Linked DNA regions of Homo sapiens: region 2 is linked to region 1. Evidence: chromatin loops called from intact Hi-C (ENCODE). Cell type or tissue: PC-9. All regions are shown on one strand.

Region 1 (8,000 bases):
CACCCAAGGGCTGAGGAGTGCCGGTGGAGGTGCGGGACTGGCAGGCAGCTCCACCTGCAGCCCCTGTGCGGGATCCACTGAGTGAAGCCAGCTGGGCTCCTGAGTCTAGTGGGGAGGTGGAGAACCTTTATGTCTAGCTCAGGGATTGTAAATACACCAATCGGCACTCTGTATCTAGCTCAAAGTTTGTAAACACACCAATCAGCACCCTGTGTCTAGCTCAGGGTTTGTGAATGCACCAATTGACACTCTGTATCTAGCTATTCTGGTGGGGCCTTGGAGAACCTTTGTGTCTACACTCTTCATCTAGCTAATCTGGTGGGGACGTGGAGAACCTTTGTGTCTAGCTCAGGGATTGTAAACACACCAATCAGCGCCCTGTCAAAACGGACCACTCGGCTCTACCAATCAGCAGGATGTGGGTGGGGCCAGATAAGAGAATAAATGCAGGCTGCCGGATTCAGCAGAGGCAACCCACTCGGGTCCCCTTCCACACTGTGGAAGTTTTATTCTTTTGCTCTTTGCAATAAATCTTGCTACTGCTCACTCTTTGGGTCCACACTGCCTTTATGAGCTGTAACACTCACTGCGAAGGTCTGTAGCTTCACTTCTGAGCCAGCAAGACCACGAACCCACCAGAAGGAAGAAACTCCAAACGCATCTCAACATCAGAAGGAACAAACTCCAGACACGCCGCCTTTAAGAACTGTTAACACTCACTGCGAGGGTCCACGGCTTCATTCTTGAAGTCAGTGAGACCAAGAACCCACCAGTTCCGGACACAATAGCATGTATGCACCAAGGAGAACGAACAGAATAAATAAGATATTGTATACTCCTGGCGTTAGTCTTCTTGGTTCTTAATGGTCTATAAAGTCTTCCCAGCCTCTTGTTTATACACCCTCTAAACCATTCTGAACCACCACCAGGGTGCTCTGTAAAATACCACTCCCATCAGTCTCCAAAACCTCTGAAAGAACAAGTTCCAATTGCTCTAGTTGGCATTCAAGTTCCTCAAAAATTTGGTCCTAACTTACAGAGCTGAATTTAACTTTTCCTAACCTCTAACAAATTATCTGCTCCAACCAGGCCGGGCTGCTCACTTGTATTGCAAACAAACCAAACTTTTTCTGATTATAAGCCTTTGGTAATGCTATTATTCTATGAGGTTGGAAAGCTTTTCCCAACCTCTCTTCATAAAGTCATTCAAAGAATCTGCATTGAACACCTACTATGTACCTTCTTTGATACTCAAAGCTCATAATGATCTCTCTCTTCTCTATTACAAAAGGCATGGTTGCAGTGACCATTTATTCAGAATAAAGTAACAGTTTTATATTTTTTAATATACATAAATATTTAATATTAATTAAATATAAATTAATATTTAATTAATAATAAATATTAAATTAAAGCCATTCACTCATCAGGATTGTATTATAGAACCCCTTGCATAGTTATTTAAACATTTTGTCTCTCCAGCTATACTGGAATTTTTGGAGGTTTGGAGTCCAATTTTAGACTTCTTTGTACCCTACATGGCACCAATCACATGCTAGGTATTTAACAGTTATTCAGTAAGTATCTGTGTTTGGACTAATAGCTAATGTTCTTTGTTTGAGTCTGGCAACATTCTTTAGGTGTGGCCTACCCTGGTAACTAGGAAGGTAGTGCACAAGGAAAACCAATGAGAGTAAGATTAAATTCAGCAGAAAATACATTTTAACAGAGGAGATTAGCCCTTCTGCTGAGTAAGCTGAGCCCTAGTAAACTGATCCTGCCTTCTTCCAAAGAGCTATGGAAATAAATCACCTTGTGGGTGAAACAGAGTTAGTCTCCATTTGCAGGGGGATTTTAAGTGTCTCCATGGTTTAGTCGTCCACAAAAATCTCCCCATATTTAACATCTGCTCTGTCTTCAAATTACCCTGAGCATTTTTCTGAGACTGTGAAAATGAGCAAGGAGCTCTCACTTTCCGAAGTGTCCACAAAAGCCAAAAGGATATTAATTAGAGGCAGGAGGGGAGGGAGCAGGGAGCTGGTTTTACCGAAGGAAGTTACTTGCTGGGAAAGAAATGAAATGTGAGTTCAGGAGGTAGAACAGAAACCTTTTAAACTCTCCATGGCTAGACTGGAAACTGAATGCAAGGGATAGATAGAGATGGTAAAATGGGGCGATAAAAGTCAGAAGTTTCCTGTAACCTTGGAAGAGAAGGTGATAGGGTTAAAACTGCTTCAAACTCTGTTTTTGGATACTAAGGAAAACTCTAGAAGTCAACACACTTTTTCTGTAATGAACCAAACAGTAAATATTTTAGGCACTGTGAGCTACATATCTAGTCTCTGTTGTATAATCTTTGTTTCTTTTAACAACCCTTTAAAAATGTGTATACACACACACACACACACACACACACACACACACATATAGAGAGGGAGAGCTGAGGTTTCGCAAAAACCAGCCACTGGTGGACAGTAATTTCCCCAGTCTTGCTCCAGAAGATGGTGATTTTTTGTGTTAAATTCCAATTCCATTTCAACTTGAGGAATACTTACCGAGCACCTACTGCAAAAAGATCAACTATGCAAAGCCAGTGGTGGAAGCCCTCTATGATAAATATAAAGAGGATTCTGAATGAGGAAAAGACTAAACCTGGCAATAAACTAATCAGGGTTCCTCAGCCTGCAATAAGACAACTACTTCCAGCAGGAAGAACTAGCTCAAGACGGGGGCAGGTTTGAGTGAATCTAACAGTCTGTGCAAAAGCTATTCAAAGTGAAAAAAAAAAATGCTGAGTGCAATTTGAGCAGGACACTGAGCATCTGGCCAAATTAAAGCTGGGGAACTCCCTCAGGAGATTTCAGTGCAGACTCGAAAGCAGTCTGGAAGCTGGGGTCAAGGAGAGAGGCAAACGCTGAGAGTGTTTTTTGACCACAAAGGCGGGGGAAGTCCTGGGTTTTGTAATTACCAACCAGCTGACACCACTTTGGGAATAAGTGAAATCTCTGCAAAATGTAACTTACCTGCCTGGGATCAGTCTAAAATATCTTATAGGGTAGACTCTGATGGATGTAAAGAAACTATGCCTGAAAAATTGGAGTCTGGGGACCCTGGGAGTTCTGGTGCAAGGGAGGAAGAGGTTGGAAATGTTCCCTTTTCCCCTTCCCCCACAATAACCACTTTTCACTAGACAGGACAAAGCTGGCCTGAAGGTAGAAGCTACATAGTATCTAAAGAGCACCTGACAAGAAGCTTTTGAGAAGCCAAGGGAGTGGCTCCCCCTAGATACTGATTGAAAAGACCTAAGGGCAACAAGTCTTAAGCCAAGATCAACATGTCAAGAAGATAGGAAGAACAATGCTTTCCCCACCCACCGATAGCCCAGGGCTAGAGTGTTTAAGAAGGAATCAATGCTTGGTGCCTAATGGGGGGAGGAAGCGTTAGTGTGGGTGGTAACCATGCTAACCACAGGTGTCCTGAAAATAACCATCTATTTCAGTTTCTAAGTTGTTTTCACAACCATTGTTTGATCTAAAGCTTGCAAGCCAGTGAGGTACCAAGACATGACAGCAGTTATTCTCTCATTTTTAACAGACAAGGAAATTGAGACTCAGAAGGGTTAAGATGCTTGCCCAAGTGTGCACAGCTTGTAGATTGCAACACTACAGTCAAGTATCCTCCAAATCCAATGCTACTTTTACACCAAGGTGGGAAATGATTGGCAAATAACAACATTTTTAGGATAGGTGACCCTCTTGGGAGTTAAGAGTGAGTGGAATGCAGATGAATAATGGAAAGATAAGGACGGTGGAGTCAGGAAAAACAAGGCTTTCAGAGGCCTGGAAGTTTAAAAGGCTTTTAAATTAAAACAGTTCTGATTCCAGAGTCTGTGTTCCAAGGAAACAGAGAGTTGAGTTTACAAAAAAAAAAAAATTAAAATTAAAAAAAATTTGAGGGCTACCTGGGAAAGCTACTGAGATACAGTTAGGATGGCTTGTAGGGGTTTTCATCTAAGGCAGAGGAATACTCTAGAAGAGCAATGACTTTGCCTGATGACTTGACTACAGATGTTAGAAAAAAATAGCTTTGGCCGGGCGCGGTGGCTCATGCCTGCAATCCCAGCACTTTGGGAGGCCGAGGCAGGCGGATCATGAAGTCAGGAGTTCGAGACCAGCCTGACCAACATGGTGAAACCCCATCTCTATGAAAAAATATATATATACAAAAAAATAGCTTTGATTTTGGACTTAAACACAAAGTAGGATGGGGTATCTAAAAGGATGATAAAGAATTCATTTACACAAAAGCCTGCATCATAAAATACATGTTTCCTTCATCCAACAAACAACTACGGGGTACCCACTACATGCCAGATACAGTTTGTGCTAGGTGTGGGGGATACAGCAGTGAATTGAGACACTGTCTATGATATAGGAGGCACCTACGGCTTAGTTGGCAATACAGAGAATAAATTGTTACAAAACAATGTGATAAGTAATCTGATAGAGATAGGAACTAGAATGAGAACTGAAATCTAGAGAAAGGAAGCTAGGGGGACATGTGCAGCTAGCCCAAGGAACACTATCTCTCCTTGAACACCTTGAGCTAATGCCTGCTCCAACCCTGGGGTAGACGGGAAACAGTAATTAAAATGCTGGAAATGTGATAGTATATGAAACATGGCACTTGGTGAAATTTAACCACATAAAGTGTGAAACATAGTCACAGTTCTGTTGTTCTGCAATAAGGTAAAAACTGCAACTGAAAAAAATCAAACTAGATACTACGAACCATAAAAAAATATGAGCAGCATCTTCTCCTTCCCCCATTCTGACACACTATGCTTCTAGAAAGGGGGCTATGGAACTAGAGGAGTGGGACATAGAATTTATGTTAAAAGTTCAATTGGTTAATGTCATCCAGGTAAGAGTATGGTGGGAGTGGTTGTAGGGGAATGTCATTAATCCAGATGCATACTCTTTGATCTCCTGGAGATAATGAAGCAGGAAAGTTTATCCAAATAAACACTAAGCCTACTGTTCAGAGCCATCCTGGGCTACATTTTACCTCAGGAGGGATTGCTACTAAGGAAACTATAGTAGAAAAAAGTACTGGTACTTAGAATGGAAAAACCCGTGCAAGCCACCTGCTATTACTATATTGCAAGAATCTCAAGTACTTTTTTCAAGCCACTTACTGTCCCTTGCACAGAAATTACCCAGTTTCACCTGAGTTTTAACAGACGGTAATTGCTTTATTAAAATATAATAATAGTAACAGCCAGTATTTATCGAGTACCTATCCAATTCCAGGACTGTAAGGATATCATGAATCATCACAGATCTTAAATATCTACCCACTATTCCCATATCCCTCCAAAGCATAAGTCCCATAAGGGCAGGAATTTTGCCTATTTTATTCACCAATGTGTGCCCAAGTGCTTAGAAAGTGTTTAACACATAGTGGATGCACAATACACATTTGTTCGACCAATCAATTAGAAAATTGAGACTTGAGAAGTTAAGTGATTTACACAGGGTCACACAACCAGCTGTATGTGGGGAATTTAGTCCAGTTCTATTTGATTTAAAATCTTTGTTTCTTCCACTATACTTGGCTCACTTTTGGTAAATCTAGTCCTACTTCACAGTTCTGATGGGAGAACAGGAAGTGACAACATCTGTTAAGTCATCTGGAACTGTCTGTTTGCCATCACAGGCATTGAGCCAGCCAGTCACACTTTACTCCCTAGCACTCATGCCTGCACTGTCTTTCTCATTTGCTAGTACCACATAAACACTCCACCTTTTGCTTAAAGCATTCACACCCACATTTCCTAGATATATTTCAAAACTCCCCATTTTACACCAAGATCAAATAACTGGGGGGCAGGAGGATGCCACTGCAGCTACAGCTTCCCACTCCAGCATTCAGAAAACTTGTCAGCATTCTGACAACTGTTAGCAGTTAACAGTTGCAAGGAACCCTGAAGATCATCTAGTTCAATGCCCTCACCTAGTGTAGGAATAATTCTAAAAACTATGAATTCCTTAGGGGGTAGGAAAGGGGTGCCGGGGGGTGTACAGAGCTGCAGGGTACGCATGAAGCTTCTTCCTGGACCTGAAATTTTCTAGACTGGGAAACAAAGTTAAATAATTTACATATTAAATATTTTCAATATTATTTTATATTAAAACCACTTCCAATATAGTTTATCATGTAGAATGCACAATTCACATAAATGTTTAAAGATAAACAAGAGAAGGGAGTGTAAGTTATCACTCAGGGAATACTTCCCTGAAAAGATGATATTTAAGTTGAAGCCTGAGAAATGAATTGAATTCATGAGGCGAAGAGTGGGAAGAGAGTGGGGCCGAAGATGGGGTATGCAGAAGGAGTGGCGTGCACAAGGGTTCTAAGGCAGGGGAAAAGTGTGGAATTAAAAGAGCGGTAGGCCTGAGTCTCCCAGGCCCATGCTCACAGCGCACATGTTCTATTATCTCGCAATCTCCTGCAGCAGCACCTCCCAGGAGTCTGTCTTTCCACTTACATCCTGCCAAACCCCTGTGAGAATCTTGGAGGCAGGAGGTCCAACACCTAGAACTGAGATGCCTACGACTGCCCCATACCACCCCAAATTCCCTAGCCAAGATCAGGAAGCCAGGGACATATAACTGTTGTTTGCTTAAGGGTGTTCAACACTCTTACTAAAACCATTCACTGGCCTGGCGCGGTGGCTCACGCCTGTAATCCCAGCATTCTGGGAGGCCGAGGCGGGCAGATCACCTGAGGTCAGGAGTTCGAGACCAGCCTGGCTAACATAGTGAAACCCCGTTTCTACTAAAAATACAAAAAATTAGCCAGGCTTGGTGGCACACACCTGTAATCCCAGGTACTCGGGAGGCTAAGGCAGGAGAATTGCTTGAACCTGGGAAGTGGAGGTTGCAGTGAGCCGAGATTGCATTATTGCACTCCAGTTTGGGCAACAAGAGTGAAACTCTGTCCAAAAAAAAAAAAAAACCATTCCCTGGTTTAAATCAGAAACTGCTGGTAGAAAAAAGTAAACTTTGGTCAGTCCATTGTACAAAATATTACAAGTAATAATATCAGCTAATATTTGTATACAACTGTCATTTTACCTTTACAACCATCCTCTGACATAGATGCTGTCATTTTACAAATGAGGAAACTGATACTCAAAATTTGCCTGAAGTCACATAGCTAGTGAGCAATAGAATGAAGACTATGAAACTAAGTCCTTTTGGTGCGGAAGCCCATAGCTTAGCCTCGCACTGCCCTGTGGAGCAGATTTAGTAGAGAAGAGTGATTGCGAGGGCCTTACAGCTAGGTGCTTTTAAGCTCTATAAGCCACCAAGCAAACCCACTGTCCTACACCCTTGAATGCCCTAAGAAGAATGAATGGAGGGGCATGAAGAAATAAACTGTGTTAAGGGACTACTATATGCCAGACATCATGATAGGACCTCTAAATGTGTTATTTCATTTAATTATCAAAGAAACCCTTATGGTGGAAAAATTATTATCCCTATTTTACAGATGAGGGAATGGCAGTTCAGGCTGGTTAAGGAATCTGCCTCATTGGTAAGTAGTGGAGCTGTGACTTGAATCTAGGCTTGGGTGACTCCAAAAGTCTATACCCCTTCCACAGAGCACACCAAGGATGGCTTACTATTTAACCCTTCCCAGGTTAATATTTGCACTTTAACAAGGGTCTTTCCTGTGTGAATTTCACAGGACAGTGGCAGACCTGAAGAGAAGGCTGATTTGGGCCTGCAAGGTGGGCCTGCCTTAAATCACACTGGAATGGCATTGACCTACCTTCTCCCTGGAGTTCCTAAAGTGGGGCAGCGAGCCAGAGAAGATAAATCTCTACTGCAGTCACAGCCTTCTTCTCCTCCAACTGGGATAACAACTCTCAGACACTCTGGCAACTACAGAAACAGAGAGAGCTCTGAATCAATCAAGAGTTTATTTGCAAA
Region 2 (8,000 bases), 110 kb after region 1:
AGAAATGAAACCAGATGCTATAAGACCAGGGCAAAATCTCAGGACAGTCTTGTTTTCGGTTAAATTTTTATAGTAATATTTTATTGGCACAGTCTCTGTCTTTCCTTTCCTCTTCCTCCATTGCTTTGCAATTCCATTGCCTTCATCTGCACTTAAAATGGCCAAGGCAAGCAAGGCAGGCTAAAAGGCAGTAGGGGCAGGGAGGCCTCCTCGAGATTTCCAGGTCAGGACTGCCATAGATTTTGTATCCTTGGAGAGAGGCTTCCTTTTCTGCTGGGCTTGGAAATATCTCCGTCTCTCGGGTTGACACAGTCTCAGGTTCCCTCCTTCAGAATCCCAGGGCCTCTGATGGGGGCAAGAAACAGGTAAGCTCTCCTATCCTGGTCCCCCACTCCCCCTCCCCCAAACACCCACTTCCTTTATAGCAGCTGCAGCTGTTGGGTCAGCCTGGGAGCCCAAGCCCCCTCCCCCATACCCCTTTTCCCCAGGTAAAAATAAATAAAATGTCAGTGAGCTGATTGCTTTTTGGATTACACCTCACCTCTTTCTTCCTGTTTTGAGCCTTTTGGTTTCTTAGTGGAAACTACAAACCTTGCCTTGACTCCAGTGTGGGTGTGATTTCCTTCTTCCTGGCTCCCATCCCACTCTTCCCCGGCTCCTTCCTTCTCTAGCATGACTCTCTTATCTTTCTAATTGGGATTCCTCACCAGCAAAGGGTTTTCATCTCTGAAATTAGTAGGTGTCTTGAAAGGATGGTGGAACTAAGTTTTCTGTAACCCAGCAATTGGAGCCAAGAAATGAGAACTTCTAATCTATCTTTTACCTAAGACTCACTGTGTGACTGTAAGCCATTCACAGTGGTAGTGCCATTTGACTTGGAGAAAGAGGTATTAGCCCATATTAATCAAGTTATGCCAAAGAAGCTTACAAAAAGTGTGCTTGCTCTACAAACACGTTTTTCAAGACAAATCCCTTAATTTTTACCTGTCCCACCAAACCTCTTCACATAAAGAATGTAAATGCAAACAGTAAAAGGGTAGGAGGTGAGTAGATGCAGCTTTTCTATATAGAAATTCTGGAGCTACTGTTGGTTCTTCACTTTCTATGTTAATCTCTTTTTTAAGACTGTAAAACAACATCAACATTTAATATCTTTGGGATAGACTGAGATGCTTGCAGAGTTTACCTGGTATATGTAGGTCCCAGACTGTAGTCTGGACAGAACCAATCAGAATATTGGCCTGTGTGGTACATTTGTAGTTCTGCTTATAATCATTTTAAAACTATACCCAAAACAATTAATGAACAGTGATTGAAACTCTTATGCAGTGTACAACCATATTCTTTTCACCTGAAGTGCTCTCAGGCCTCCTCATATGGATCTGGAAAGCATTAAAGTAATTGAGGCAATGGAAAGGAGCAAAGCAGTAGCTGGAGACAGGCTTAGAAATGTAAAGTACATTGTTTTAGGGCAAGGTAGCTGAATAGCAGGGGGCAATTGAGGGAGGAAAGGTAAAGTGCTGATTATCTAAGCAGAGTGGAGGGCTGGAAATCTGCACCCCTATCTCCTGTTGGGAGCAGACTTGGGAGAGTTAGAGACTGTGAGTCTAACTTTTGGATGAGGAAAAGAGTAGTTCCTGTCCTAGAGGAGTTCACATTTAGTAGGGATGAGAAAGTGTACACAGATGAATAGTGGTTAAGAGCGTGGTCTGACACCAGGCCACATGGGTTTAACCAGATCTTCCACTAACCAACTGTGTGACCTTAGGCAAGTCATTTCAGCCCCTGAGTCATCGTGTCCTCACTTAGAATATGGAGGCAATAGTTGTACTTACCATACGAGGACAATGAAATGAATTCATACACGTAAAGTGCCTGGCACATATTGAGAGCTCAACTGATGTCAGCTCCTATTTATTCGGGGCTACCTCTGTGCTACATCCTTTGCATGTGTTGTCTTTTTTACTTCTCACCACTACCTATAAAGGAGAAATTGTTATTATCCCCTATTTCCAGATGAGGAAACTGAGGCTAAGATAAGTTAAGTGGATGATAATAATTGAGTGTAGAAAGTGCTATAATAGACAGGTGTAATAGGAATGCAAAGATAAACATGTCTAACTGCCTGGAGAAATTTGCAGAGGGCATCACGGAGAAGGACACATTTAAGGTGGGCTCTGAAGGGTAAATAAGGTTTCATCAAGAGGGGCACAGAACATGCAAAGGCAAACAGATGGTAGTTAAGCATAGCTGGAGTATAGATGTTGGCAGGTTAGGTATTAGCAGGAAATGGGCCTGAAGGTTGGTTTTGACCAGTTTGTGTATGCCACCCTAAGGAGTTTGGACTCTACTCTTTAGAGAATCATCAAAAACTCTCTGTGTTTAGGTTGTGTAAAGGGAGGGAATTTCGATGACTGATAACTAGGGTTTGTACTAGCATAGTAGCAATAGGCATAGAGAGATGAATCCAAACGGAGAGGTCAAAGGTAAAGCACTTCCGGGTGGGGCGCAGTGGCTCATGCCTGTAATCCCAGGACTTTGGGAGGCAGAGGCAGGGAGATCACCTGAGGTCAGGAGTTCGAGGCCAGCCTGGCCAACATGGAGAAACCCCATCTCTACTAAAACTACAAAAATTACCCGACTGTGGTGGCATTTGCGCCTGTAGTCCCTGCTACTCGGGAGGCTGAGGCAGGAGAATTGCTTGAACCTGGGAGGCGAAAGTTGCAGTAAGCTGAGATCACACCAGTGCACTCCAGCCTGGGGTGACACAGCAAGACTCTGTCTCAAAAAAATAAAATAAAATAAAGCACGTCTATTGCTTCATTAGAAATCAACTGAACAGGCTGGGCGCCGTGGCTCACTCCTGAAGGCGGAGGCAGGTGGATTACTTGAGGCCAGGACTTCGAGACCAGCCTGGGCAACATGGCGAAACCCCATCTCTACTAAAAATTCAAAAAAATTAGCCAGGCGTGGTGGCGCATGCCTGTAGTCCCAGCTACTCAGGAGGCTGAGGCAGAGAATTGCTTGAACCTGTGAGGCGGAGGTTGCAGTGAGCCGAGATAGCACCACTGCACTCCAGCCTGGGCAACAGAGAGACTCTGTCTCAAAAAAAAAAAAAAAAATCAACTGAATATATAGTGCATGCTTGCTTGGGAGTTGCAATGTAGTCTCTACTCCCCCTCAAGGAGCTCACAATAAAGTGCAGAAGACAAACCTCAAGTCAAAGGCAACCCAACAGTTACAATACAATATGGTATGCTCTGTGAGAAAGAGACACATACAGGATGCTGGAGGAGCACATAGAAAGTATATTGTTCTAGGGGTGGAGAGGTCAGTAAAGACTACCCATAGGAGGGACCACTTCTGTTACTTTTCGTTTGTTTGTTTTTGAGACGAGAGTCTCTCTCTGTCACCCAGGCTGGAGTGCAGTGGCATGATCTCGGCTCACTGCAACTTCCACCTCCTGGGTTCAAGTGATTCTCCTGCCTCAACCTCCTGAGTAGTAGCTGGGATTACAGGCATGCACCACCATGCCCAGCTAATTTTTGTATTTTTAGTAGAGACGGGGTTTCTCCATGTTGGCTAGGCTGGTCTCAAACTTCCGACCTCAGGTGATCTGCCCACCTCGGCCTCCCAAAGTGCTGGGATTAAAGGCATGAGCCACTGCGCCCAGCCTGGAACTAAGTTTTGAGGGGTGAAGAAGAGGTATCCAGGCAAAGAAAGGATAGGAATGGTTGTCATTCCAGTGGCAGGAATAACAGAAGTAAAAGTATAGAGGTATGCAACAGCATGGAATGTGGTAAGTGCTACAAGTATTTCAGGATTGCTGGAGAAGGAAGTGCATCAAAGGTAAATAGCAGAAAAAACAGGGCTAGAAAGTAAGGCAGAGACCAAGTTTAGAGGACCTTTGTACGCTATGCCAAGGAGTTTGAACTTACTGTAGTAGGTGAAAGGGAGCCATTAAAATGATTTAATTAGGAGGCTACCAGATGCACAGATGTACCTATTAGACTGGTAGCAGAGTGGAGGATAGGATTGGAGTGGGTTAGATTAGAAAAGCCAAGACCAGAAGCAGAGAAAGCTGGTAGGAAATGATTGTAACAGATCATACTAGAGATGAGGAGTGCTTGGTTTAAGGCAAGGCAGGGGCGACAGAGAAGGGATAAGTGATTGGAGAATTAAAAGTGGCAGGACTTGGTAACTGATTCAATATGGTGGTTAAAGAAAAAGGAGTTGAGAAGGACGCTCAGGTTTTTGGCTTTAATGACAAGTGAACTTTGGTTCACCAATCAAGAAAAATAATGGAGAACTGATTCTGGGAGAACAGTGATGAGTTTCATTTTGAGCATCTTGAGTTTCTGATGGTTATGGGAAATCCAGGTGGAAATGTTCACTGGACAATTTTTTGTTTTTGATATGTGAATCTTGAGCCCCGGGGAGATGTTGAGTTAGAGATTTAGAGTTGGAAAGCATCAGCATACAGATGCCGGTAAAAGTCATCAGAAGGGTTGAGACCACCTAGAGAGAACATGGGCCAAACACAGAAACTCAGAGGACTATCAGCATTCAAGGGGCAGACACAGGCGAAGGTCCAGGAATTGTTGGCACTAGCCCTGGACTATATCTTTTAGGAACTGTGGGATTGAATGAAAAACCCCAGCATAGTGGCCCCAATCTTTCTTCTTGGAACTTTCTGAAACTATTCTGTGGTGTACATGATTGAGAATATTAACACATTTTAGGACTGCATATCTTCCAACTTCTAATATAGTACCTTTTTTTCTGAAGATTGTTGCAAATTGCTTTGCAACAATATTCATAATACAAATTTCTGAGTTCCATGATTGAATTTTCTTTAAGCAGAAAATTGTATTTATTTTCTTCATCTCATTAACCTAAAATGCTTTTGTAGTATCACATCCCTTTTGACCTAGTATCTTAGTCAGCTTGGCCTCCTATAACAAATACTATAGACTGGGTGGCTTAAACCGCAAACATTTAGTTCTCATAGTTGTGGGGACTGGGAAGTTAAAGATTGAGGTGTTGACCAATTTCCCTCTTTCTGGTTGTAGACTGACATCTTCTCGTTATGTTTTCATACAGCAGAGAGAAGATTATCTCTCTTATGTCTCTTCTTGTAAGGGCATTAATCCTATCATTAGGGATCCACCCTTATGACCCAATTACTCCCCAAAGGCCCCACCTCCAAATGACATCACACTGAGCACTAGGGCTTCAACATATACATTTTGAGGGAACGAACATTCAGTTCATAACATTCAGGAAGAATTTTTTTCTTCCTGTTAGTTTTAACATATATAAAGCACTAAGCCTTATGAAGGTTAAGATATATATGTTTAAATAGTGCCTAGAACATAATAGGTGGCCCACACAATTCAAGTGGCATTACTCAAATTCATTGCCATTACCTAAATATGCACACCCTATTCTGTAGTCACAGACACACATGCAAGCAAGTAAGCTAGGTCTTTCTAAACTAGTGATTGCTCAGTGTTAAGTCTTGCCTTTCAGGTTTTGTTTCAATTTTTGGCATCGAAGGGCAAATTAGAAAAAGAAAAAGTACTGGTATGTAGATTTGGGGGTTATTTCCCTTTAGATTATGACAGGATGTTAAAAACTGATCACAGTTGATATACAGCAGCTTGCTGGAGTCTCTGCAACATGCCTCAAACACAAAAATCCCTGGTGATGGACGACTGTGGGTAAAAACATGCATGCATCAGATTTCTTCTCTGATAGCTTCCAGACCCCATTTTAGTAGGTTTGGCTCCCAAAGCAAACTCCATTTGACAGCACAGGAGTAGCTACTCAGTCATTCTCCCAAACTAGTCAGTCATTCCCCCACGCTTGGCCTCTTTTCAGCAGGCAGGCTTGACTAGCTGCTTACTTCCTCTCTCCTCTTAAGGGAGAAGGGAAGTGACAGAACTCCCTGGTGAGTGCTGAGTTGCGATCTGTGCATACAGTTTTACAGGGAAGAACAAAACTACTCTATTTTCTCTGTTTCATTGTAATAAATCTCTGAAGAGATCTCTGGTTGGTTCACCTCAGAGAGGGAGAGAGAGAGAGAGATTGGGACAGAGAGAGACAGAAAGGGGGAAAAAAAACGAGGAGGAGGAGGAGAGGAGAAAGAAAGAGGAGGAGGACTAGAGAGAAAGGGAGGGTAGAGAGAAAGAGAAGAGACAATGTGCATTGTTGCTGACATGCACTGTTTTTGTTTCTGTGTGTGCTTTGTACTTGTAATGGTTAATGCCCAGATGTGTCCTAAACCCCATGAAGCTGTTTCCTTCCCAATCACTAGTGAGTAGTAACAGTCCAATCCAAATGTAACCCTTGATCTTTTTCATAAGTAGAGCATAGAATCCTTTGTTCTCACGTACCTTTTTTTAGTACATCATTAAATTGAGTAGAATAACAATAATAATAATAAAAACTCAAGTCAATGTTCCAGTAACCTACCCCTAACTGCCTCTCCCTATGAAACTGCTACTCTTTAATGCACCACAGCTTTGCTCACATCCAAGGCAAGACCTCAATTGATCAGTTGAGGTGATCTTGTTATACCCTTGCGAGGCTATAGGCTACCACACCCAATACATCAACCTTAATCAGCGCTAAGTCCCTATTGCTATTGCCACTCTATTGATCTCTGCTTGTAGGAGATGAGGGTAAGAGAAATTTTTCTTTTACAGTCTTTGACAAAAAGAGAAAAGAAGAAAAGGGAAGAAAAGGAGAAGAAAAGGGAAGAAAAGGTGAAGAAATGAAAGACCTGGAAAAAAGAAGAAGAGGGAGAAATAAGGAAGAGGAACCACTGAAGAAAACTTGAATACTAGTGTCCCCAGGCTCCACACCTACCTAATTTGCTTTTCCCTGTTTCTCCACTCAGCAATGCATTAAATATGTGATCTTTCTTTTAGCCACAGCCTTTCCATTCCTTACTGTGGAGTCAAGAAAAATACATGATATAATGAAGATAAGACAGGCTTTGGAATCAGCTCACCCTAGGTTCTCATTCTAGGACCTAGCACGGTAACTAGCCCATAATGTCAAATAAACTCCTTTTCGTAAGAAATTTGTTTGAGTCCCATGTAGCAATGGCAATGCTCCTGGACTGTATATATTATTCTACCATTGTATGGTATCAGTAAAAACTCACTGGGAATTCACTTTTCTCAACTGTGTTTGGCTATGAGAGCAAGGAATTTCAATTGGCAGGCAAAGTATGTTGTTGCTTAACACCCATATATGAACATGCATACTTGTACACATACAATGTATACATGGTAAAAACAAACAAACAAAAACTCAACCCATACCTAACAACAAGTATACAACAAAAGGTCTCTACTCCCTCCTCCGCAACAACCCTTAGATCCTTTTGAAAATGTAACCACTGGACCACTGTTAACTGTTTCTTGTTTGCCAGATACACTTCAACATGGGGAGGAGGCTGGTCCAAGTTGCTTTTCATTTGCACAAGGTGTTGAAGTAGAGAGTACTCAACAGTTTAGGGTGGGTGGCATCAGGACCTTGGGCTTCCATGGGGATAGTAGCCGTGAAAACAGGTAAGATGAGAGGATGGGAGACATTGCCTGCTTTACAGTCTTGCCTCTTTCGTGGTGTGACTCTTAGATCATGAATTAGAAGGGTCCCATCAAAGGAAAATCTGAGACCTGGAAAAGGAAGTGCCTTGTGCAAGGTTACACATGCAGCCATTTAGAGGCAGAGCTGATATTAGCCCCTAGTCCTCTAGCTTCCTAGGACTCTGTTCTTTCCCTAATTTCCCAGAGCCTCCAACAGTGAAACAAACAAAGCTAGCGCCTCTGCTTCCGGCAACTTCCACTGGTACTCTACTCTCTGTGTCTGGACTGTCAGCCTTACAGATCTGCTGGATTCTTCTAAGGGAGGACTTTTTTCTTTTCTACTTTTAGTGGAGACATGATAGCTTGAGGGCATAAAGACATAGTTTTCAAACTGTAGTA

What was found. Peaks named below come from ENCODE experiments on the same cell type or tissue, not always from the same donor. Only the 100,000 strongest peaks of a DNase experiment are listed, where the experiment ranks them.
Region 2: a loop joins it to region 1, with 2.7 times the contacts of the local background. A loop is called at or near these places in 1 of 110 quality-filtered maps.

Annotation. Positions count from the first base shown.
Region 1 is chrX:112,846,919-112,854,918 of GRCh38, reverse strand. LOC107985651 (a long non-coding RNA gene) reads right to left here. Exons shown (of 3, transcript XR_001755993.2): 3 at 7,840-7,952. Among named protein-coding and RNA genes, the nearest start is that of AMOT, 10 kb to the right of the region's middle. RefSeq lists enhancers at 3,138-3,247, 3,081-3,863. In PC-9, no CTCF peak of the experiment used is centred here; DNase peaks (open chromatin) are centred at 2,868 and 3,348; H3K27ac peaks cover 1,050 bases.
Region 2 is chrX:112,732,321-112,740,320 of GRCh38, reverse strand. No RefSeq gene overlaps it. Among named protein-coding and RNA genes, the nearest start is that of MIR4329, 44 kb to the left of the region's middle. RefSeq lists an enhancer at 1,193-1,775. In PC-9, no CTCF peak of the experiment used is centred here; a DNase peak (open chromatin) is centred at 3,800.